3 separate regions of the Homo sapiens genome follow, and regions 1 and 3 are each linked to region 2. Evidence: chromatin loops called from intact Hi-C (ENCODE). Cell type or tissue: dorsolateral prefrontal cortex. All regions are shown on one strand.

What was found. Peaks named below come from ENCODE experiments on the same cell type or tissue, not always from the same donor. Only the 100,000 strongest peaks of a DNase experiment are listed, where the experiment ranks them.
Region 1: a loop joins it to region 2, with 2.4 times the contacts of the local background. A loop is called at or near these places in 6 of 110 quality-filtered maps.
Region 3: it touches region 2 in a loop (3.0-fold over the local background); 9 of 110 quality-filtered maps call a loop at or near these places.

The regions. Positions count from the first base shown.
Region 1 is chr12:124,782,800-124,790,799 of GRCh38, reverse strand. SCARB1 (scavenger receptor class B member 1) reads left to right here. Exons shown (of 13, transcript NM_005505.5): 10 at 3,343-3,394; 11 at 4,297-4,443; 12 at 7,989-8,000. It overlaps LOC124903046 (a long non-coding RNA gene), which reads right to left and starts at 4,037. Exons shown (of 2, transcript XR_007063510.1): 1 at 3,908-4,037; 2 at 1-2,293. RefSeq lists enhancers at 3,991-4,491, 5,786-6,554 and a silencer at 7,751-7,951. In dorsolateral prefrontal cortex, no CTCF peak of the experiment used is centred here; a DNase peak (open chromatin) is centred at 4,049; H3K4me3 peaks cover 838 bases; H3K27ac peaks cover 826 bases.
Region 2 is chr12:124,843,523-124,851,522 of GRCh38, reverse strand. All of the region lies in intron 1 of SCARB1 (scavenger receptor class B member 1), which reads left to right. Among named protein-coding and RNA genes, the nearest start is that of SCARB1, 16 kb to the left of the region's middle. In dorsolateral prefrontal cortex, no CTCF peak of the experiment used is centred here; DNase peaks (open chromatin) are centred at 2,772 and 3,672; H3K4me3 peaks cover 1,939 bases; H3K27ac peaks cover 5,400 bases.
Region 3 is chr12:124,894,122-124,902,121 of GRCh38, reverse strand. It overlaps the pseudogene RNU6-927P. Among named protein-coding and RNA genes, the nearest start is that of UBC, 17 kb to the left of the region's middle. In dorsolateral prefrontal cortex, CTCF peaks have their summits at 3,241 and 3,441 (motif pointing right); a DNase peak (open chromatin) is centred at 3,491; H3K4me3 peaks cover 1,066 bases; H3K27ac peaks cover 1,374 bases.

The DNA of each region.
Region 1 (8,000 bases), 61 kb after region 2:
CAGGTGGGATTCAAATCCAGGCAGCGACGCTTGAGTGTGCACTATTAACCACCTCGCCACACTGCCTTTTCTGCTAGACACCTGTTGTGGGGGGGTCTGTGTGGGGCAAGTGGTGAGCCAGCCCACCCTGCTGCTCCATACTGAGTGTGAGTTGCTGTATTCATTTCCTTTTGCTGCTGTCACAATTTTGCCACAAATGTCATGGCTCACTTTTAAAAACTATCTTGCAGTGTTGGGAGTCTGAAGTCTGAAAGGAACACAACAAGGCTAAGATCAAGGTATCTGCAGGCCTTGTTCCTTCCAGAGGCTCCAGGGGAGAACCTGTGCCTTGCCGTTTACAGCTTCTAGAAGCTGCCTACTTTCCTTAGCTCATGACCTTAATCCTAGCCCTCCCTGTTTTGTTGTTGTTGTTGTTGTTGTTGAGACACAGTCTCGCTCTGCTATCTAGACTGGAGTACAGTGGCATGATCTATAGTTCACTGCAGCCTTGGCCTCCTGGGCTTAGGCGATCCTCCCACCTGAGCCTCCTGAGTAGCTGGGACTACAGGCATGTGCCACCATACCCTGCTAATTTTTGTGTTTTTTTTGTAGAGACAGGGGTCTCACTATGTTGCCCAGGCTGGTCTTGAACTCCAGGGTGCAAGTGATCCTCCCACCTCAGCCTCCCAAAGTGCTGGGATTACAGGCGTGAACCACTGCACTTGGCCTCTCCCTCTTTAAAGCCAGCAGTGTAGCACTGTCCAATTTCTCTCTGCCTCTAACCTCCTGCTTCCCTCTTTTTTTTTTTTTTGAGACGGAGTCTCACTCTGTCGCCAGGCTGGAGTGCAATGGCATGATCTCCGCTCACTGCAACCTCTGACTCCCTGGTTCAAGTGATTCTCCTGCCTCAGCCTCCCGAGTAGCTGGGATTACAGGCATGTGCCACCACGTCCGGCCAATTTTTATATTTTTAGTAGAGATGGGGTTTCACCATGTTGCCCAGGATGGTCTCAATCTCCTGACCTTGTGATCCACCTGCCTCGGCCTCCCAAAGTGCTGGGATTACAGGCGTGAGCCACCACGCCCCAGCCCCTCTTTTTAAAAATTAATTTTTCTTTTTTTAGGGTTTTAAAATTTGTTTTTGTTTTTTCGTTTTTCTTTCTCTTGCCTGATTGCTCTGGCTAGGACTTCCCGCTTCTCTCTTTAAGGACTTTTGTGATTCTCTGGGGCCTACCTAGGTATTCCAGGATACTCTTCCCATCTCAGAACCTTGATGTAACCATATCTGCATGGACCCACCTAGATATTCCAGGACGCTCTCCCCATCTGAGAGCCTTGATGCAGTCATGTCTGCACGGTCCCCTTCGTCGTGGCAGGTCACAGTTTCCCAGGTGTCGCATTGGTCTTCCGGTCTCCTTAGGCACCTTTTGGCTGTGACAGTCTCTCATCTCTCCTTCATTTTGATGACAGTGACACTTTTGAGAAGCACTGGTCAGGTATTTTGTAGGATGACCCTCTACTGGGATTGGTCTGGTGCTTTTCTCATGATTAGACTGGGGTGATGGGTTTTGGGAGGAGGACCGCAGAGAGAAAGTTCCAGTTTCAGAGCATCTTGGGTACATTCCGTCAACATACTGTATCACTGTTGATGTCGACCTTGATAGCCTGGATGAGGTCATGCCTGTGACGTTTCTGCAGTATCAAGTTTACTTTTATTCTCCCTTTGGATTTTATTATCTTTTTAACTTGACGTGTAAGTTTTAACTTCACAGGTAATAAGAACATATCTTCCTGAGGGGAAGAATATGGTTTCCTGTGACTCCCCGCCATCCCCAGCCGTACCCACCATCATCAATTTGCTGTGCTTCCTTCCAGGCCTTTTCCTACTTATTTACATTCATATATATGTGGCCATAGAGAAGATACATATTGTCGTTTGTCTGTTTGTCTTTGCTAGTCCAAGCAACACTGAACATCTTTGTGCCTCTGTGTGCATGTGTGAGCATCTCTAGGGCAGTTTCTGAAGAGCGTAATTGCTGGGTCGTGAGGTATATTGGTGGAATTAGGTTTGGCAGTATAGATCAGTAAACTCAACAGTTGTGGCTCAAATGGGACAAAGGTATATTGTTATTTTAAAAATCTTCTTTTAGAGGATGTCTGGAGGCAGACAGTCCAAGTATGGCAAGAGACATTCATAGTCCAAGTTCCACTCATCTTTCTGTTCCATTTTCCCAACACATGGCTTCCATCCTCAAGGTCACCTCTGGTCCCAGTGTCTGCAGAGCTCCAGCCCTTGCATCTGCGTTTCAGGCATCTGAAAGGGAGGAGGGAAAAAAGGTTCACCTCCCAGCTGTGAAAGCTTCTTTTTAAGCAGCCCTCCCGGCCATCCCACGTAACGCTTCTGCGAACATCTCATTAACCAGAACTTGGTCACAGAGCCTCACTTGCCACAAGAGAGGCTGAAGTGGAGTCTTTAACTGGGTGCATTGCCATCCTGAGTAAAATTTGGGTCCTGTTTCTAAAAGGGACCAATGGATTTTGGCTGGGTCACTGGTGGTCTCTGCCCTGTAGGAGATGTGAGTTTTTAGTTTAAAAAGATTATTTTCAAGTTGTCAAGCTCTTTGCCAGGGGAGATTCCTTCTGGCAGCACATCGAAACACTGGTTCCCTCAGCCCATGCCAATCAAGTACCATGGACCCCTTATCCCTGGGGGTATATTCCAAGACCCCCAGTGGATGCCTGAAGCTGGGGATAGTACTGAACCCTGTATAGCATATACTATGCTTCTTCCTATACACACACATCTATGATAAAGTTAATTTATAAATTAGGCATAGCCACAATTAACAATAACTAAGAATAGGGTAATTATAACAAATACTATAATAAAAGTTATGTGAACATGGTCTCTCCCTCAAAATATCTTATTGTACTGTACTGAGGGTAAGAAATGGCAGAAATCAAAACCATGGATAAGGAGGGATGACTGAGATTGCAGAATCAAATCCCTCCTGGCCTCAGAGCTTATGATCACAGGTTCAAAGCTGTGTGATGTCAAACAGCCCTGTGGGAAAACATCTCACCTTGTCAACTAAAGAAAAAAAAAAACAAAACGCCTTTTAAAGATTTAAAGTTAGTCTTATTTACAAGTATTATTGAGGGCTGTAGACTGAGACCTTCAGCCTGGGGACAGTTTTGTCATATGGCTCCTAAAGTGTTTCAGCTCATTGTTTATATTTGGTGGTGAGGGTTTAGTGTGTGCAAAATTATACTAAACCTGTTTAGATGTTGTATTCAAGCAGAATTAGATCAAGTTTGGGTGTAAGACTTTGTTTCACACAGCTATGTCTTGCTTATTTCCAGACAAACTGGGAAGATTGAGCCTGTGGTCCTGCCGCTGCTCTGGTTTGCAGAGGTAAGGGTGCGTTGGGCACAGCGTCGGGGGCTTTTGTTAAGAGCCAATGTGGGCATTTGAGGCAGGAGGCGGGGGGAGCAGCTTGTAGAAAGGGAGAGGGCTGAGCCAGGGTAACCGGACTGTGACATGGACCAGCGTATCAGAAACTTCACCCTGTCCAAGCACCCTATGTCAGTTATCCCACCAAGGTGAAAGGGATCCCTAGAGATGGGGAAGACAGAAGCTGCATGAAGAGGTAAAGTCCCTGGCCCTGGGTGTAAAATAATTTTGTTGGGGCATATGACCTCTTCTCCTGAAAGTGGGGAAGTTGGTTTCCAAGGTGTCAGCTTTTCTCTTAAACTTACTTCTCTCGCAGCTTTTCAGAATTCCTTCTGGCCTAGCTTGTTTTATTTTATTATTTTATTTTATTTTATTTACTGTATTTATTGTTTCTTGCCCACCTCGTTTTAAATCAGGGCTAGCTAATGGCCAGGACAAACAAGCCTCCGAATGTCAAGTTTACTTCCTACTCACAGCCGAATCTGAAGTGGGTTGATGGGGAGGCAGAGCTCTGCTCCCTGCAGTCATTTAGGGTTCCAGGGCCCCGGTGGCCCCGCCATCCTGGAGAGCCTCCATTCAGTGGCAGGGAACGAGATGGAGAGTCACGTGAGGCCAGGTCCACCTCCCATTGGTCAGGACACGATCATATGGCCCTGCCCAACTGCAAGGGAGTCGGGGAATTGTAGTCTCACCTTGTGTCCTGGAGGGAGGAGGTCCCTGGCAGGCTCCAACACATGCTTTAGCCGGGAAGCTTGAGGTGGGGAAAAGCTGAGGCGGGCACAGAGGAAGGTGTTGGGTGGCATCTGCGCTGTAGCCCGCAGCCTGCGGCCCCAGCTCATGTGTTTGTCATTCTGTCTCCTCAGAGCGGGGCCATGGAGGGGGAGACTCTTCACACATTCTACACTCAGCTGGTGTTGATGCCCAAGGTGATGCACTATGCCCAGTACGTCCTCCTGGCGCTGGGCTGCGTCCTGCTGCTGGTCCCTGTCATCTGCCAAATCCGGAGCCAAGTAGGTGCTGGCCAGAGGGCAGCCCGGGCTGACAGCCATTCGCTTGCCTGCTGGGGGAAAGGGGCCTCAGATCGGACCCTCTGGCCAACCGCAGCCTGGAGCCCACCTCCAGCAGCAGTCCTGCGTCTCTGCCGGAGTGGGAGCGGTCACTGCTGGGGGCTGCGCAGCACGCTTGCGTCTTTTGCATGCCGCGTTGCCACTACTCTGCCTGTTCTGGAAGGCCTGGGACCCTCCCTTGGAGGGGGCACAGGTGGGCTTTGAGTAATGAGACCTGGTACTTGCATCATCCATTCATCAAGTCAGCACCCGGGGATGCCAGGTTCTGTTAGGGGCGAGGGGACGTACAGCAGTAGAGGAGACAGCTGAGATCCCTGCTCAGGGGGATTGAGGGGGGCTGGCATCCCAGCCGGGGAGACAGATGAAAACCAAGTAAATCAGCAGAAAAGATAATTTCACTCATGATAGGAGCTGTGAGGGGTTAGAGCCAAATAGAAATACAGCGTGAGCCACGTGTGAGGTTTTCAGTTTAAATTTTCTAATAGCCACTTAACAGTCAAAGGAAACAGGTGGAATTAATTTTAATCTTATTTAACCCAAATATATGCAAAGTATTATCACTTCAACATGTAATCAGTATAAACGGCATCAATATTTTTGCAGTGTTTTTGCATGAAGTCTTTGAAATCCTGTGTGTACGATACATGTGCAGCAGGTCTCATTTTGGACTGGCCCCGTTTCAAGGGCTCACCAACTGAATGCAGCTTCCAGACTGGAGAGTGCATGTCTGGAGCAAGTGGGGACAAGGACAGATGGAGCTTCAGGAAGGCCTCTCTGAAGAGGTAGATAGTGAGCTTTGACATGGAGGCCAGGGAGGCACTCAGCACACAGCCACATGAGGAATGCTGCCTGGAGCGGCCACTGCAAAGGCCCTGTGGCAGGGACAGGCAAGGCACATTGGACGGTCAGGTAGGGCCAGGGTGGCTGGAGGGGAGTGAGGGCAGGGACAGAGGTAGGAGGTGGTGTCTGAGAGTGGACAGGGCGGGCCACCCAGGGCCTCGTGGTGCACAGTGAGCAGTTTGGAACTGATTCTGGGAGTGACAGAGGCATTGGAGGCTTTTAAAGAGGGGAATCACTAGGTCAGCTGCTGGCTGGGGAATGGGCCCCGGGCTGGGAGGGGTGGAAGCCTGGGCCCAGCGGGGAGGCCCCAGTGCGTGAGGAAGTCGATGGCTTGAACAGGATGGGGCAGCTGCTATCAGGAGGGAACGGAAGTGGGGAAGAGCTCCAGCCCTGGGCTTCAGACCTCCAGAAGCAGCAGGAAGAGGGGTGATAACAGTGTCCCTCCTTGCTTCGGGGTCATTTATTTATTCATTCATGCATTCACTGCAAGGCCCTTTGCACAGGTCAGGGGATGCAGATGACCAGAACATAAGATCTGCAGCAAAGATGGGCAAGGCAGGCCTTTAGGCAAGTTACTACAGTCACACGAAGGACAGGAGAGCTGTGATCACAGAGCTCAAGGGGCAGTGGAGATGGGCGAGTGGCTGCCATGGCAGGGGAAGGGATGCTGCCCACTGGCAGGTCATCAGGAAAGGCTGTTTTTGGATGCATGGACCAGAAAGCCACTCTCTGAGGTGGCCCCCACCTGCATCATCCTAGGGCCACAGGCCGAGGCCTTCTGAGGGGCCTTGGGGCTGCCCCGCTGCTCTGCTGGTCTTGGCTCCTCTGCAGCACCTGCTTCCTTTAGCACTGGTGAATGATTCTTCCTCTTCCCCTGTCTCAGGGAAGGCTTGCCTGCTTCCATGCTTGCATGCTGGGTGACAATAAAGCATTCCTGGTTCTTCACCTTGGCTTTCAGACCTGAAACCCGACTTCCTTTCAAAATTCCTGTCCTCGGGGGGAAAAGGTTTCCACAATGTGAGATGGTAGCCTGGACACCAGCTGTCATCATGTTGCTGCTCTAGCGTTTGAGCTCCCGATGAACAATGACCATTGGGTCCAACCAGCCCTTTTGGGAGCCCCCTTCTCTGTTACTGCCCCAGGGGGAGCCAGAACCCAGCAGGGCTGTGACTCCAGCGAGCAAAATGGAACTCCCTCCAGTTTCTAGACTGAATTATGTAGGGAGGACAGAAGGACTCAGAACCCACACTCCCAGACCATGAATACCTTCCCGTGGCAGAGCATCACCATAGGTGTCCACAAGTGACGACGCACAGCCACATGAGGGGGTCCCTGGGGACTGGCTGAGGGACTGGGCCAGAGGAGGCCATGACAGCCTCATCCCTCTGTCTCCTTCTGTCTGTCTCCAAATTGTCCACCAGAATGGGGACAGGGAAGGAGGGTCAGGAAGCACAGAAGGTCTAGGCTGTGGCTAGGGTCCCTTTCCCTGCCGCAGCCCCCAAATCAGCATCCCACCCTCAAATCCAGTAAGAATGCTACGATCGGCAGTGTGGCTCCCTCCCTGCAGGTTTCACTGGAGGCCACGTAAGTGAAATTTATCCCATTATGTGTGTTTTGATGTAGCAGGACCTTACCAGTTTTTTTTGTTTTTTTATTTTTATTTTTTTTGGTTTCTTTTTTGAGATGGAGTCTTGCTGTGTTGCCCAGGCTGGAGTGCAGTGGCACAATCTTGGCTCACTGCAACCTCCACCTCCCGGGTTCAAGTGGGAGCCTCAGCCTCAGCCTCAGCCTCAGCCTCCCGAGCAGTTGGGATTACAGGCACCTGCCACCATGCCTGGCTAATTTTTGTATATTGAGTAGAGGCGGGGTTTCACCATGTTGGCCAGGCTGGTCTTGAACTCCTGACCTCATGATCTGCCGCCTTGGCCTCCCAAAGTTCTGGGATTACAGGTGTGAGCCACTGTGCCTGGCCGGCCTTATCAGTTTTTATGTAATTTGTCCTGATTTAAAAAAAAAAAATCACATGCGGGTAAACTCAACATATTTTAATTTCTCTTTAGAGAAATTTTCCACTTGAGCCAGGTATGGTGGCTCTTGCCTGTAATCTGAGCTACTCGGGAGGTTGAGGTGGGAGGATCACTTGAGCCCAGGAGTTGGAGGCTGCAGTGAGCCATGATCGCACCATTGCACTCCAGCCTGGACAACAGAGTGAGATCCTGTCTCAAAAATTAAAAAAAGCAGTAATTTTTTCTTCTCAAGTCATTCTTTTAAAATAAATCAAAAGTATTTTAACAGAACAATCTGTTCCTCGTTGATTTTAAACAGCCCCCCAGCTAAGTCCACTGGTTGTCGGTCTCCATGGCCCATCTCCCCACCTTGCTTCCTCGCTGGCTTAAATTTTCAAGTGGACGAGCCCTTTTCAGCTTGGCTTGTCCACCTCCCAGGTGTGTTTCCTGAAGATGCTTGTACTTATGTCTAAGAGCGGCAGCTCCCCACATCTCAGCCACCTGCAATCGTTGAGGGTTGTTGGACTCTAAACTTATGTGCCTTTCCTGTTTCCTCTTTGCCTTTTGCAAATTGAAGAACCGTGTAAAACCATTTTTATGTGGCTTCAACGTCAACTATAAATTAGCTTGGTTATCTTCTAGGAGAAATGCTAT
Region 2 (8,000 bases):
TTGCTCCGTGCAGGAATGTGGAGGTGTGGCCCATAAGCATGTCATTCATGCAAAATCATCTACATGCATTCAATTAGAAAAAAAAAGGAAAACAGCAGTGACCCTCATAAGTAGACTTGGTTAGTGTCAATGTAGGGAGTGAGTTTCTTGTGACCCTGCTGTTCTTCCTGGGTCCCGTGACAGGGCATCTGGACAGGCTGAATGCGATTCTAGAATTAGATTCCTATGTTTTTATATGTACGCCCCAGTCTCACTTGCCAGTGGCTTCCTCTGACGCTTAGAAAATAAATGGCATCTGCACCACGTCAGGGAGAAACTGACTGCTTTGGAATTCCCAGAAGCTCTTGGAAGGGAACCTTCCTGAGGGATATTGAAGGAGAATTAAAGAATTTTCTCAGTGGCTGGCACAACTTATGGAGTCAATGCTCATTGGCTGTGATTGGCTGAGCTGGGATCACATGTGCATCCTTGGACCAATTGCTGTGGCTCGAGTAATGGACTGCTGTGATTGGTCAGCCTTGGGTCGCCTGCCCATTTGGAGCCAGGGAGGGAAGTAGTTCTTGCCCACAGAGACTCAGGTAGGAGTAGGGTGGTTCCCAAAAGGCAAAAAGGAGGGGCTGTTGTCGGGGGAAGAGGCGGCCATAGGCAGCAAAAATGGGGCTGAGCCCCTTTGCCCCCAGGTAGCTTCCCACTTCATCCCCACATTGCCTTTCACTGTCTCTGGCTGTTACAGTATTAGAGATTATTTTGTTTGGCTGACTATTCTGTTTACCAAGGCCTCTTGAGGAGGTAGTAGCTTACCAGCTGTTTATTATGTATGTATTTACTTATATTTACTTACCTATTTATTTTGAGACGGAGTTTCTCTCTTGTTGCCCAGGCTGGAGTGCAATGGTGTGATCTCGGCTCACCGCAACCTTTGCCTCCCAGGTTCAAGCGATTCTCTCACCTCAGCCTCCCAAGTAGCTGGGATTACAGGCTGCGCCACTGTGCCCAGCTAATTTTGTATTTTTAGTAGAGACAGGGTTTCTCCATGTTGGCCAGGCTGGTCTCGAACTCCTGACCTCAGGTGATCCGCCCACCTCGACCTCCCAAAGTGCTGGGATTACAGGTGTGAGCCACGAAGCCCGGCCTATTTATTTATTTTTTTGAGACATGGTCTCAGTCTGTCGCCCGGGCTGGAGTGCAGTGGCATGATCTTGGCTCACTGCAACCTCCGCCTCCCGGGTTCAAGTGATTCTCCTGCCTCAGCCTCCTGAGTAGTTGGGATTACAGGTGCCCACCACTACACCCGGCTAATTTTTGTATTTTTAGTAGAGGCGAGGTTTCACCAGGTTGGCCAGGCTGGTCTGGAACTCCTGACCTCAAATGATCCACCCACCTTGGCCTCCCAAAGTGCTGGGATTATAAGCATATGCCACAGTGCCCACCCTTTATTATTTATTTATTTAGATTTTTTGAGACAGGGTCTCACTCTGTCACCCAAGCTGGAGTGCAGTGGCATGATTACGGCTCACTGCAGCTTCAACCACTCAGGCTCAATCGATCCTCCTACCTTGGCCTCCTGAATAACTGGGACTACAGGTGTGCACCACCATGCCCAGCTAATTTTTAGATTTTTTGTAGAGACAGGGGTCTTGCTATGTTGCCCAGGCTGGTCTTGAACTCCTGGCCTCAAGCAATCCTCCCACCTTGGTCTTCCAAAGTGCTGGGATTACATTCATGAATCACTGTACCTGGCCTAATTGCTCTAACGGGGAAAGTTTCATCAGCTGTCAGATTGTTAGATCTGGACTGACTTGGGTTCCGAAGCTCAGTTCTATCTTTTATTTTTCCTTTGGAAACCAAATTCTGTAGGTAGCAGAGGTTTACTCAAGGCCACGGAGATAGTTAGCAGCCAGTGCTGGGTGGGGCCGACTGTCCCAGGCTAGCTGGATGGAGGCCAGGAGGGCCCGGGCAGCAAGGGTGGAAGGGGCCTGGGTGGGTGCCGGAGGAAGTCACTAACGAATGTTCTTCAGGCAGAAAGTTCCCAGGGTCCCATTGATACCCCTGCCTGTTCACATCCTGGCGGCAGGACTGGGATGAGGCATTTTTTAAAAAGTTGGGGAGATATCAGGGCTGGTGTGCCAAAGTTCAGGCTTTGTCCACCCAAGGTGAGAGGCTGCAGGGGTGTGCCGTGGGCAGAGAGGGGATGAGGTAGGGGTGGGAGGGATGAGCTGCCCAGATGCACCCGTGGAGGAGTTGATCTGGAATCCTAGCCACTGGGTTTACCCTGCAGTGTGTCCCAGCAGCATCCCAGGCTTCTCTCCAGCCTTTGGCAGGGCTTTAGCTTCCAGCAGCTCAGGTGGACCCCAGCATATGGACTTTGAAGGCAGGCAGCCCAGGTTCAAATCCTGGCTTGGCCACTTCCCAGTTGGGTGCCTTCAGGCAAGTGACTTACCCTCTCTGTGCCTTTTTTACTTTTCTGTAAAATGAAGTTAATAAAAGTGTCTCCTACATAGGGCTTTTAAGGTGGCAGAATTGGCACATGTCACACTTCAAATAGCAGCTCGGCAAGTGTCAAGTAAGGGCTGGCTGTTTCCAACATCTTAACCGGATAGACACAGACATAGAGAGGGATCCATCTGTCAGCAGTTTGCTGAAATGGGACCATACTATGCACGCTTTGCTGCACCGTGGGTTTCTCACGCTGTCATCGCTTGTCCATGTCGTCCTCAGTCAGCTGGGATTTTCTGGTGATGATCACGCTCTGATTCTCTAGATGCCTGGAAACGCTCCACGGTGCGGATGTACCACGGCTCGTTCTGCCGTTCTCACGAGGGAGGCATCCAGCTTGTAAAATAAAGCAGCCCAGTGTGTTCTTCCACCACCACATCACCCAAGGTTCTATTTTCAAAGATTTTATTTTGTAAAAACGGGAAGAAAAGTACAAGTTGCTGCATGTGCATCCTCTCTCTCTCGTTGCTGAGCCTTTTGGGTGCATCCTAAGGACAAGGACGTCCTTCTCCATGGCCGTGGACCACGGCCCCACTCAAGAAGGCCACGAGGATCCACACCTTTAATCTGACAGTCTGTGTTCAGATTCCCTTACGGCCCCAATAACACTTTTTGTCATAGTTGTTCATTAAAAAATTTTGAATTGGCCGGGCGTGGTGGCTCACGCTTGTAATCCCAGCACTGTGGGAGGCCGAGGCGGGTGGATCACAAGGTCAAGAGATTGAGACCATCCTGGGCAGCATGGTGAAACCCTGTCTCTACTAAAAGTAAAAAAATTAGCCAGGCATGGTGGCGCACACCTGTAGTCCCAGCTACTCGGGAGGCTGAGGCAGGAGAATCGCTTGAACCCAGGAGGCGGAGGTTGCAGTGAGCCGAGATCGTGCCACTGCACTCCAGCCTGGGCGACAGAGTGAGTCTCCGTCTCAGAAAAAGAAAATTTTTTTTTGAATCCAAGGTTGCATGCTGTGTCTGGTTGCCTCATGTGTTTTTCCTCTTTAATCCAGACCTGTTCTCCAGCCCTTTTCTCTTTGCTGGGTCTTTCAGGACACTGGCATCTGTAAAGGGGCCAGGCGGGTGCTTTTGGCAGGATGGCCCTTGATTTGGATTTGTCTGATTGCTTTCTCAGGAGTGCACGTGGTCTTCCCACAGACTCCCACACAAAAGCCTCATTGTGTGAATCAGATTGGAGCAGAGTGTTTCTGATGAGCCGGGGTTGGGTGCCTGGATCCTCCCCCAGCTCCCAGCCTGGCAGTCACAGTGCAAGTCTGAACCTCTTGGGTTGAAGAAGCCTGCAATTCCTCCTGGTCCCTTCCTCCACCTGCTTTCTAAAATTTCTGGCTCTCATTCCTTGCCTTTGAGCGGTGATGTGTCCATCCTTCAGCGGCCCTCGGCCAGCCTCTGCCCACCCCAGTGCCATCACATGGGAAGAGATGGCGGATCTGATCCCTGACTCATCCCCTGGGCCAGGAAGATTGTGGAAACCCTGGGGTCTCAGGGCTGGTCGGGTGGAAACGGGAGGCTGGATGGAGTGGCAGGTGGGGGCTTTTCCTGTTTTGCCTCTCCCTAACTGGGCCTCCCGGCAGCCACTAGCCCAGATGCCCAGGCCTCAGAGCCTTGTGGAAATTCTTGTGCCAGATCATCTTGGCCCTGTCTGGCCTCCTGGCAGGCAGGTGGAGGTCAAACTGGCCTTACTTGGCCGAGAGCCCATTGCAGCCAGGATCCCTTGGCAGCTCTGGGAACAGCCAAGTCTCCCCTGTCCTTGGGATTTCCTTCCACTGTCTGTTCCCAGGCTCCTGGACTCCACCTGCTGCAACCCCTCGCTTTGCACTTTCCACCCAGAGTCTTGGATTTCTGTTTTTTGTGAAATTTGCTCACTTTGAGGAAAGTGTAAGACATATGCAATCAAATATGTAACTAAGATGAACATGCATGCAATCACCCCACGTGAAGAAGAGGGAAAGCTCATCTGCCCCGAAGCCCCTGCAGAAGACACTGTGTTTGGTCCCAGCTTGCTTTGCTTTTTATAGTATCACTCCCTCATAGCCATCCCTAAACACCGGGATTAGTTTGGTCCGGTTTTGGACTTAACTTGGATGCAGGCATACTCTCAGTATTTTTGTTTGGTTTGGTCTTGCTGGTGTTACTTCATATGGTATTTGTGGGATCCACCCACATTGCTGCGATAAGCTGCACTCTATTTTCATGGCCATGTCATATCACAGTTCATGATGCTAATCGGAAGAAGCTGAGTATCACAGTTCATCTGTCTTTTTTTTTTTTTTTTTTTTTTTTTTTTTGAGATGGAGTCTTGCTGTGTGGCCAGGCTAGAGTGCAGTGGCGCGATCTCAGCTCACTGCAACTTCTGCCCCCCGGGTTCAAGCAATTCTCCTGCCTCAGCCTCCCAAGTGCACCACCATGCCCAGCTAATTTTTGTATTTTTAGTAGAGATGGGGTTTCACTATGTTGGCCAGGATGGTCTCGACCTCTTGACCTCATGATCCGCCTGCCTCGGCCTCCCAAAGTGCTGAGATTACAGGCGTGAGCCACCACGCCCGGCCAGTTCATCTGTTTTAACCCTGATGCCGGTGACTGTGTTCACTTCTGGGTTATGACACACTCGTGTCCCTGCCTGCAAGGGACATGTGCCTGAATCCCTCTAGGGCCCGACAGTCAGAGTAGGGGGTCTGGTCATGGCGTGCGTGTCTTCACCTGCATGGAGAAGGGCCAAGCTCTTGTCCAAAGTGGTTGCAGCGTTTCCAATCCTATCATTTGTTTTTCATTTAATAATTTATTGAGTTCAAATTCACATAACATATAATTAATCCTTGTAAATCGAATAATTCAGTGATACCACCACTTCTACCTAGTTTCAAAACATTTCCATCCCTCCCAAGTAGAATTGCCCATTCTCCACTCTTTGCAGCTCCCCAGCCCCTGGCAATCACTCATTTTCTTTCTGTCTCTACAGATGCACCTGTTACGGACATTTCTTTCTTTCTTTCTTTCTTTTTTTTTGAGACAGAGTCTTGCTCTGTCGCCCAGGCTGGAGTGCAGTGGTGCAATCTTGGCTCACTGCAACCTCCGCCTCCCGGGTTCAAGCGATTCTTCTGCCTCAGCCTCCCGAGTAGCTGGGACTACAGGCGCCTGTCACCACACCCGGCTAATTTTTTTTTTTTGTATTTTTAGTAGAGACGGGTTTCACCATGTTGGCCAGGCTAGTCTCAAACTCCTGACCTCAGGTCATCCACCTGCCTTGGTCCCAAAGTGTTGGGATTACAGGCCTGAGCCACCGTGCCCGGCCCTGGACATTTCTTTTTTTTTTGAGGCAGAGTCTTGCTGTGTCACCCAGGCTGGAATGCAGTGGCGTGATCTCGGCTCACTGCAACCTCCGCCTCCTGGGTTCAAGCGATTCTCCTGCCTCAGCCTCCCCAGTAGCTGGGACTACAGGCGCCCGCCACCACGCCCGGCTAATTTTTTTTTTTTTTTTTTGTATTTTTAATATAGACGGGGTTTCACATGTTGGCCAGGCTGGTCTCAAACTCCTGACCTCAGGTCAAACACCTGCCTCGGTCCCAAAGTGTTGGGATTACAGGCCTGAGCCACCGTGCCCGGCCCTGCACATTTCTTATAAATGAAATCATGCAATGTGTGGCCTTAAGTGCCTGGCTGCTTCCGCTTAGCGTCATGTTTTGGGGTTCATCCGTGGTGTGGCATGTGGAGTGCTGCTTTCCTTTTTGTAGCTGAGCAGGCCTCCACGGTGCGGGTGCACTGCATGCTGTTTTTCCGCGCCTCTGTGGATGGGCGTCTGGGCTGGTGGCTGCCGGGAGCGGTGCTGCTGGGAGCGCGCATGTTCGGGAACTCGCTTGGCTTCTGCTTTCAGTGGTCTCCTTTTATGCCCTCCTTCCCCTCACCCCTCTCGCTCTTCAGCCCGCCCTGCCCCTGCGCCCATCCTCTGTGTGGCTGCGTCTGTAAACCTGAGTGTGTCCTTGGACCTTGTGCAGTCCTAGATTCCGGAGCCTGCAGGTGTGGGTCCAGATCCCGGCCCTGCCTCCTGCTGCTGTGTGACCATGGACAGGCTCTTCGAGTCTCTGGTCTCTGGTGGGTGTCTGAGTCTGCATGGGAGGCAGAGGTTGCAGTGAGCCGAGATCGTGCCACTGCACTCCAGTCTGGGCAACAGAGCAGGACTCTGTCTCAAAAAAAAAAAAAAAAGAAAGAAAGAAAGAAAAAAATGTCCATAACAGGTGCATGGGCCAAAGACCATGTATTCCCGTACAGTTCTGGAGGCCGGAAGTCTGAGATCAGGATGTTGGCAGGGCTGGCTTCTCCGGAGACCCCTCTCCCGGCCTCATAGACGCCACCTTCTCCCTGTGTGCGCACATCCCCGGTGACTCTCTGCGGGTCCTAATCTCCTCTTTTAAGGGCGTCAGTCAGATTGGATTAGGGCTCACCCCACTGACCTCATTTAAACGTAATCACCGATTTAAAGGCCCTGCCCCCCGCGCCAATACAGTCACATTCTGATGCACCGAGGGTTAGGGCTGCAACATGGGAATTTTGGGGGGACACTGTTCAGCTCATAATAGTAGGGTGCCTATAAAATGGGCTAAAACCATGCCTTCCTATAGGATTCAGTGAGGACCGAGGGAGCTAGAGGTGGAAGTGCTTTGAGCTGGGGGTGGCACAGGGAGGCCCCCTTCATGTGGCCTGTCACGTCTGAGGAGAGGGCGGCTTTTCCATGCCATGCACGGTAACTCGTGTCAACATTCCTCGTGCTGCCCTGTTTAAAATCTATCCGTGTTCCTATGTGTGTATCAGGCTTATTGCTTCCTTCTGCTGCCTGGACCCCCTAATTCATGTTCATCCTGTTGTATTTATTCCCTTAGCGACGGGGGTACCTTGGTTATGTCTGACTCCTGCCTCCACAAACAGCAAATATGCTGGACCCTGCTGCCTTGTACTTCTCCACAATTTCCTGGGGATGCGCAGGAGTGGAATTGCTGTAGGGCAGAGGGGGAGCCATTTTCACCCAACATGCCTTCCAGAAGGGCCACTGCTGTTCACCCTCCCAGCTCTCACATCCTCTCCAGCACCTGAGACGATTTAGTCTTCGAGAATGTCTGGGGTCTCAGTGAGGGTACGTGGTGCAGCATTGTTCTCATGTGCTTTTCTGAGGTGTGAATTTGAGTCTTCTTCCTTTCATAAGTCCTCAGGTGGGGGTCTGAGGCTCAGAGATTTTGAGGGCCATGTTGGAGGGTCACAGAGCAAACTGGGGCTAGACCCCACCAGCTTGGGCTTGGAGGGCCTCCAGCTTGGATGTAGGGCCCTTCATAAATCCAGGATGATCTCATCTTGGGATCCTTAACTTGGTAACATCTGTAGAGACCCTATTTTTAAATAAGGCCACATTCTGAGGTTCTAGGTGGGCATGAATTTGGCAGGGGACATGCTTCAGACCAGCACTATGTGTGCAGGTGCCCAATCCTCAGATCTGCAGAGCTCTGGGT
Region 3 (8,000 bases), 51 kb before region 2:
TCTAAGTTCCCTGGGAGGCAAAATTTTCCCTCCTTGTAAACCACTGGTTTAGACCAATTATAACCCATTAGTTGAAGCTGAATGTGTCGCCACCCTGAAAAAACAATCAGAATGCCATATGGGTTTGAGGGTAGGCAGCTGAAAGCAGCGGTGATGGAACCTAAGGGCACCTACTTTTGATCTGTCTTCTGGATAAACTCAATGTACACATCCTTTTTTTTTTTTTTTTTTTTGACATGGTGTCTCGCTCTGTCACCCAGGCTGGAGTGCAGTGGTGCAATCTCAGCTCACTGCAACCTCCACCTCCTGGGTTCAAGTGATTCTCCTCTGACTTCTTTCTCCCAAGTAGCTGGGACTACAGACATGCGCCACCATGCCCAGCTAATTTTTGTGTTTTGTGTAGAGACGGGGTTTCACCATGTTGCTCAGGCTGATCTCAAACTCCTGGGCTCAAGTATCTGCCTGCCTCGGCCTCCCACAGTGCTGGGGTAATAGGCATGAACCACAGCACCCAGCCAAGGCTATTTCCTTTTTTAAAATGTAAACAGGTGCCATGCTAAACTACTCTGTATCATTTCAATTTTAGCATACATGCTGCCGAAGTGAGCACAGGTATTTTATTTATTATTGTTATTATTAGTTTTTGAGACAGAGTCTTGCTCTGTCGCCCAGGCTGGAGTGCTGTGGCATGATCTCAGCTCACCGTAGCCTCGACCTCCCAGGCTCAAGTGCTTCTCCTACCTTAGCCTTCCAAGTAGATGGGACTGCAGGCATGCACCACCATGCCTGGCTAATTTTTGTATTTTTCATAGAGATGGAGTAGCACTATGTTACCCAGGCTGGTCCCAAACTCTGGAGCTCAAGTGATTGGCACACCTCAGCCTCCCAAAGTGCTGGGATTACAGAAGTGAGTCACTGCGTCCGGCTGGCTATTTTTATCCATAGATTTTTGCCCTTGTGTGCATATATATCTGAAAGATAACTTCTCAAAGTGAACTTGCTGGGTCAAAGGCCATATGCATTTTAAATTTAGACAGGCTTTGTCAAATTCCCCTCCAAAGAGGTTACACAAATTTACCCTTCTACCAACAGCCGTCAGCAGTGCCTTCCTCACACCCTAACAACACAAGGAGCTCCTCACACTTTGCTTATTTATCTGCCAGGTGAATTACAGTATCTCATGATAGTTTTCTTTCTTTCTTTTTTTTTTTTTTTGAGATGGAGTTTCACTCTTGTTACCCAGGCTGGAGTGCAATGGCGTGATCTTGGCTCACTGCAACCTCTGCCTCCCGGGTTCAAGTGATTCTCCTGCCTCAGCCTCCCGAGTAGCTGGGATTACAGGCATGTGCCAGCACACCCAGCTAATTTTGTATTTTTAGTAGAGATGGGGTTTCTCCATGTTGGTCAGGCTGGTCTCGAACTCCTAACCTCAGGTGATCCACCCGACTCAGCCTCCCAAAGTGCTAGGATTACAGGTATGAGCCACCGTGCCCGGTGATAGTTTTACCTTAAAAATTATTCTGTGTTCCCTCACACAATAAGGACCTCATTGATTATTTCACTTGACAAAGTCACTTTCCATGTAGAAAACACTTCTTGAAGCCCTTGGGATCTCAGCTGGGGACGCGGAGACTTTGCCCTCCAGGAGGGCATCTAATGTTTGTGATGATTGCCTCATCTGTCGTTTGCACTGAGCTTGTGTTGCTAATTATTAGCTATGGTGGATGCAGAGAGAAAGACGGAATTGGATATGGAATGGCAGAAGCTATGACAAACTGCAAGAGTGCCTGGCTGTCACTGTTTAAAAAATTATAATGTTTCTCAAAGGTAATTTTGTTATAAAGTAATTGTGCAGTTTGTTCATTTAACTGTGCAGTTTGTTTATTTGTTCATTTAACAAATAAGGGACTGTAGAGATGGCGTCTTGCTATGTTGCTTGGGCTGGTCTGGAACTCCTGGGCTCAAGTGATCCTGCTGCCTTGGCCTCCCAAAGTGCTGGGATTACAGGTGTGAGCTACTGCACCTGGCCAGCAGGGCTGTCCTTTTTCACTTGCCCCAACCTCAGTGGCTGATGGACTGATTTGCTCCTGGAATCTAAGATTCATGCAGCCACAGAGGGACAACCCTGGTGACTTAGCTGAAGCGTGTAACATTGAAAATAATTATAGCCGGGTGCAGTGGTTCACACCTGTAATCCCAGCACTTTGGGAGGCCGAGGTGGGTGGATCACGAGGTCAGGAGTTTGAGACCAGTCTGCCCAACATGGTGAAACCCCGTCTCTACTAAAAATACAAAAATTAGCTGGGCATGGTGGCATGCATGGTGGTGGGCAGGAGGATCACTTGAACCCGGGAGGCGGAGGTTGCAGTGAGCTGAGATCGCACCACTGTACTCCAGTCTGAGTGACAGAGCAAGACTCTGTCTCCAAAAAGAAAAAAAAAAAAAAGAAAAAAAAGAATTATGGTGTGCCCATGCTCACAGCCGAAATCAGAAAACAACCCTAAAAAACAACCCTAAAAGTCCACCAGTGTAGACCAGGCACAGTGGCTCACGCCTGTAATCCCAGCTCTTTGCTCTGTCACCCAGGCTGGAATTCAGTGGCACGATCTCAGCTCACTGCAACCTCCACCTCTCGGGTTCAAGCGATTCTCCTGCCTTAGCCTTCCGAGTAGCTGGGATTACAGGTGCCTGCCACCACAACTGGCTAATTTTTGTATTTTGAGTAGAGATGGGGTTTCACCACGTTGGTCAGGCTGGTCTTGAACTCCTGACCTCAAGCAATCCACCAGCCTCGGGCTCCCAAAGTGCTGTGATTACAAGCATGAGCCACTGTGCCCAGCCAAGAACAGTTTTTATATTTTATTTTCACATTGAAAATCAGTCACATTTGCTTCAGCCTCAAAGAGCGTGTTTATGTAAAATTAAATGAGTGCTGGCAGCAAACTGCACTTTTTTTTTTCTAAACAGGAAATGGGTTAATGGGTATGGAGTTGTAGTTTTGCAGGATGAAAATGGGGACCGAGTTTCAGTCTGGGAAGACGAAACTGTTCTGGAGATGAATGGTGGCAACGGCTGCACAGCAATGTGAATGCCCTTAGTGTCACACACACAAATGGATAAAATAGTTAAAAACTATGTGCATGGTGGTAAGACGTGGAAAAATGTTTAGAAAGCAGGCAGAAACAGGAAACAATTGTTGAGTCTTCCATTTGGGGGGCTTCTAAAATGTTCCCAGATGGTGGAGCACTGCCCCCTCCCAGCGTGGGGAGGTTTCTGTGCGTGCTCACGGGCACCACGCTGAGTTAGGGGCTGGCAAGGGCCCTGGTGAAATGTTACCGAACCTAAATTGAGAGTCCATGGCCAAAAGCCAGAGCATCTCTCAAGCGTATGCAGGCTGTCCTGGCACCCCGGTTCTCTCCAAGGCCACCACAAAAAACATAAGGCAGCCACAAGGGGGAGTGGGGAGGTGACTCGCTCCTAGCCGGGTGCTGGCATCACCTAAAGGAAGTGGGCACGGAGCGTGGTACCCGCAGGTGGCGCCACCGTTCCCCACACCGTCCCTGCACCCCTCCATCTCCGCACCCCTCCATCTCCTCCGTCCTTTAAAAATTGTGGTAAAATACTCATAACACAGAACTCGCCATTAAAAAAAAATTCACCATTTTAACCATTTTGAGTGTACAGTTCAGTGGCATTTAGGACATTCACAATGTTATGCAACCACCTCCTCCATCTAGTTCCAGAACATTCCTTCATTCCCAAAGGAAACCCCTGTACCCATTAGTAGTCACCTCCTATTTCTCCCTCTCCCCAGTCCCTGGTGAACACCAATCTGTTTTCTGTCTCTTTTTCTTTTTTTTTTCAGACAGGGTCTTGATCTGCCATCTGGGCTGGAGTGTAGTGGTGCAATCATAGCTCACTGCAGCCTCAAATTTCTGGCCTCAAACAATCCTCCTGCCTCAGCCTTCCAAAGCGCTGAGATAACAGGCGTGAGCCCCTCTGTGTTCTGTCTATGGATATGCTTACTCTGGAGATTTCCTATAAATAGAATCTTGCACTGTGTGGCCTTTTGTATCTGGCTTCTCTCACTTTTTTTTTTTTTGAGACAGAGTCTTGCTCTGTCTCCCAGGCTGGAGTGCAGTGGTGTGATCTCAGCTTACTGCAGCCTCCGCCTCCCGGGTTCAAGTGATTCTCCTGCCTCAGCCTCCCAAGTAGCTGGGACTACAGGCGCCTGCCACTATGCGTAGTTAATTTGTTTGTACTTTTAGTAGAGACGGGGTTTTGCCATGTTGGCCAGGATGGTCTTGAACTCCTGACCTCAGGTGATCTGCCCACCTCAGCCTCTCAAAGTGCTGGGATTACAGGCGTGAGCCATTGTGCCTGGCCCTGACTTCTCTCACTTAGCAGCAGGTTTTCGAGGTTCATCCATGATGTAGTATGTATCAGTGTTAAAAAAAAATTTTTTTTTTGAGATGGGGTCTCTCTATGTTGGCCAGGCTGGTCTCTAACTCTTGACCTCAAGTGATCCTCCTGCCTCAGACTCCCAAAGTGCTGAAATTAGAGGTATAAGCCACCATGGCCAGCCAATATTTCATTTCTTTTTATGGCTGAATCATATTCCGTGGTATGGACAGGCCACATTTTGTCATCCATTGATGGGTATTTGAGTTGTCTCCCAAATAGTTTTTTAAATGGTTAAAAGTGAATGAGTATTATGTGATGTGTATTTTTGCTTTTTGCTGTTATGAATACTGCTGCTATGAACATGCATAAACAGGTGTTTGTTTGAGTGCCTGTCTTCAGTTCTCTTGGATGTATGCCTAGGAGTGGAATTCCTGGGTCATATAGTGATGCTATGTATAACTTGATTCTTTTTCTTTTCGTTTTTTTGTTTCAATCAAGCAGACCCTGAACCAGAATAGGTTCAGAGAGACTCCCTGTATGTTTAACTTGTTGGTGAACTGCCAAACTGTTTTCTTCCCCTTCCTTTCGGATTATGATGAGCAAAACTTCTCAATATAGAGACTTTCAGCTCATCCTTGAATCTCTCTGCAAAGCAGCCAGGGATTGCCTTAAAACTGGTACACGACTCCTGCCCCATCCCTGCTTAAACCCCATCAACTGCTTCTTCCCAATGCATACACAAAAAATGCAACTTCCTCTGCGAAGGCTACAAGGCCCTACAGGACCAGGGCCTCCCGATCCTTGCCCCCCTGACCACTCAGGTCTGAGGTCAAAGTCAGTTCCTTGGAGAGACTCCAAGATTGTCCTATCTGTTGTTTGTCCCACACCGTCTCTGTCTCCTACATGAACCTGAGTTTGTTTTTCATCATCCTCATCCCAGCCAGAGCAGAAGGAAGGATGATACCTCGCTGCAGACCACAAGGTCCAGCTGCCCTGGGCCCGTCCCTGGTGCCACTCTCTGTCTCACGGTCTGTGCTCCAACTGCCGAACCAGCTCCTGCCACAGGCCCTTTGCACTTGCTGCCCACCCCTACCCAGAATGCTCTGCTCTCATGGGTGACTTTTTCTCAATCATTTGGTTTTGATTCAGATTTTATCCATCAAAGAGGCCCTCTGTGGTAGGCTGAACAATGGCTCCTCCAAAGATGTCTGCATCCTAATTTTCTGGGACCTGTGACTGTGTTACTTTGGAATTAAATTAAAAGTGCCGAGATGGGGAGATGATCTGGGGCTTATCTGGTGGGTTGATGTAACCACAAGGGTCCTTATGAGAGGGACACAGGAGTCAGTCTTGGGGAAGAAGGTGACGTGGACACAGGGGCAGCGGCTGGAGTGATGAGCTTTGCGGGTGGAGGAGGGGGCCGTGAGCCAAGGAGTGCAGGCGACCTCTAGAAGCTGAAAAAGGTGAGGAAACGGATTGTCCCCTAGAGCTTCCAGAAGGGATGCAGCCCTGCAGACTCCTTGACTTTAGCCAGGTGAAACCGTTTTGGACTTCTGACCTCCAGAAACGAAAGATAATGAGAAGATAATCAATTTGTGTTGTTTTAAGTCACTATGTTCATGATTTGTTACAGCAGCTAACAGAAAGCTCCTTGACCAACCCAGGCCCCATCCCAGGCAGAGTCTAAGCCGCTCTTTTCTTTTTTTTTTTGGGGGGGGGGACGGAGTCTCACTCTGTCGCCCAGGCTGGAGTGCAGTGGCGTCATCTCGGCTCACTGCAGCCTCAGCCTCCGTGGGCTCGAGTGACTCTCCAGCCTCAGCCTCCCCAGTGGCTGGGACCACAAGCACACACCATCACACCTGGCTAATTTTTAAATATTTTGTAGAGATGAGGGTCTCACCATGTTGCCCAGGCTGGTTTCAAACTCCTGGACTCAAGCAATTCACCCACACATCAGCCTCCCAAAGTGTTGGGATTACAGGCGTGAGCCACCACACCCAGCAGTTTGCAAATTTTAAAACTTTCTGACTCCGTTGCCAATCTGTCCTTCAGAAACATGTTGCCAATTCCCAGCCTTACCCACAGCAAGGGAGAGGTCGCTTCCCTCTGCTGTTGGCGTCGTGGCTACAGAAAACACTGCTGCCCTCCCTGAGGGCACCATTCCCTCTCTCCCCTTCCCTTGACCACCAGTTAAAGGATGTGCAGCCTCAGTCTCCTGGGCTGTTGACATTTTCACGTACTGTTCCCTCTGCCTGCAAATCTTTTCCCAGCTTTGAGTGGCAGGCCTAATTTGTCATTTCCAGGTTAGTTTAACTCAGAGAGGCCTTCCCTGACCTCCCAACCTAAGGTTGCCATCCGGTCCTGCCTGATCCCATCTGTTTTACTTCTTTACTTAGCACTTTTGGCTCCCTGGTATTTACTTAAGTCTCCAGCATTCTCCATGAGCAGGGGCCTCGTCTGTCTCACTGCTGTATCCCGGTGCCCAGAACAGGGCTTGACAATAGTAGGTGCTCAATAAATACGTGTAGACTAAATAATGAATGGATAATAATTTTTTTGCTATCTTGGTGAGCTGTTTCTGTTACAGTTTTGAGTCTTATCTTCCCAAAGGATCCTTCCTAACTTCAAACAATTCTTAATTAGTTCTCAAGATGGAGTAATAGGAATGGTATTTAGGTAGGAACATAAACAAGTTTTCAAATGTCAACAATAGTTGATTTTTTTAAATACAAGAGACAAAAAGGCCACATATTGTATGACTCCTTTTATGGGAAATATCCATAACAGGCAGATGCACAGAGACAGAAAGCAGATGAGTGGCTGCCAGAGGCTGGAGGAGGGGGAGTGAGGAGGGAGTGTTTAATGGGTACAGGGTTTTATTTTGGGGTGATAAAAATATCTGGAACTAGGTAGAGGTGGTGGTTATACAACACCGTGAATGTAGTAAATGCCACTTTTTAATTAATTTTTTTGTTTTTGAGATGGAGTCTTGCTCTGTTGCCCAGGCTGGAGTGCAGTGGCATGATCTGGGCTCACTGCAGCCTCTGCCTCCCAGGTTCAAGTGATTCTCCTGCCTCAGCCCTCCGAGTAGCTGGGATTACAGGTGCCCACCACCACGCCCAGCTAACTTTTGTCTTTTTAGTAGAGATGGGTTTCACCATGTTGGCCAAGCTGGTGTTAAACTCCTGGGCTCAAGTGATTCTCCCACCTTGGCTTCCCAAAGTGCTAGGATTATAGGTGTGAGCCATTGCACTCGGCCACTTTTTAATGTAATTTAATTTTATGGTTTTTTTTTTTTATTTTCTTGAGACAGGGTCTTGCTCTGTTGCACAGGCTGGAGTGCAGTGACGGCATCTCGGTTCACCGCAGCTTCAACCTCCTGGGTTCAAGTGAACCTCCTGCCTCAGCCTCACGAGTAGCTGGGACTACAGGTGCATACCACCATGCCTGGCTAATTTTTATATCTTATTGGTACAGAGTGCGTCTTGCCATGTTGCCCAGGCTGGTCTCAAACTCTTGGCCTCAAGTGATCCTCCCACCTTAGCCTCCCAAAGTGCTGGGATTACAGGCATGAACCACTGCACTTGGCCTGCTTT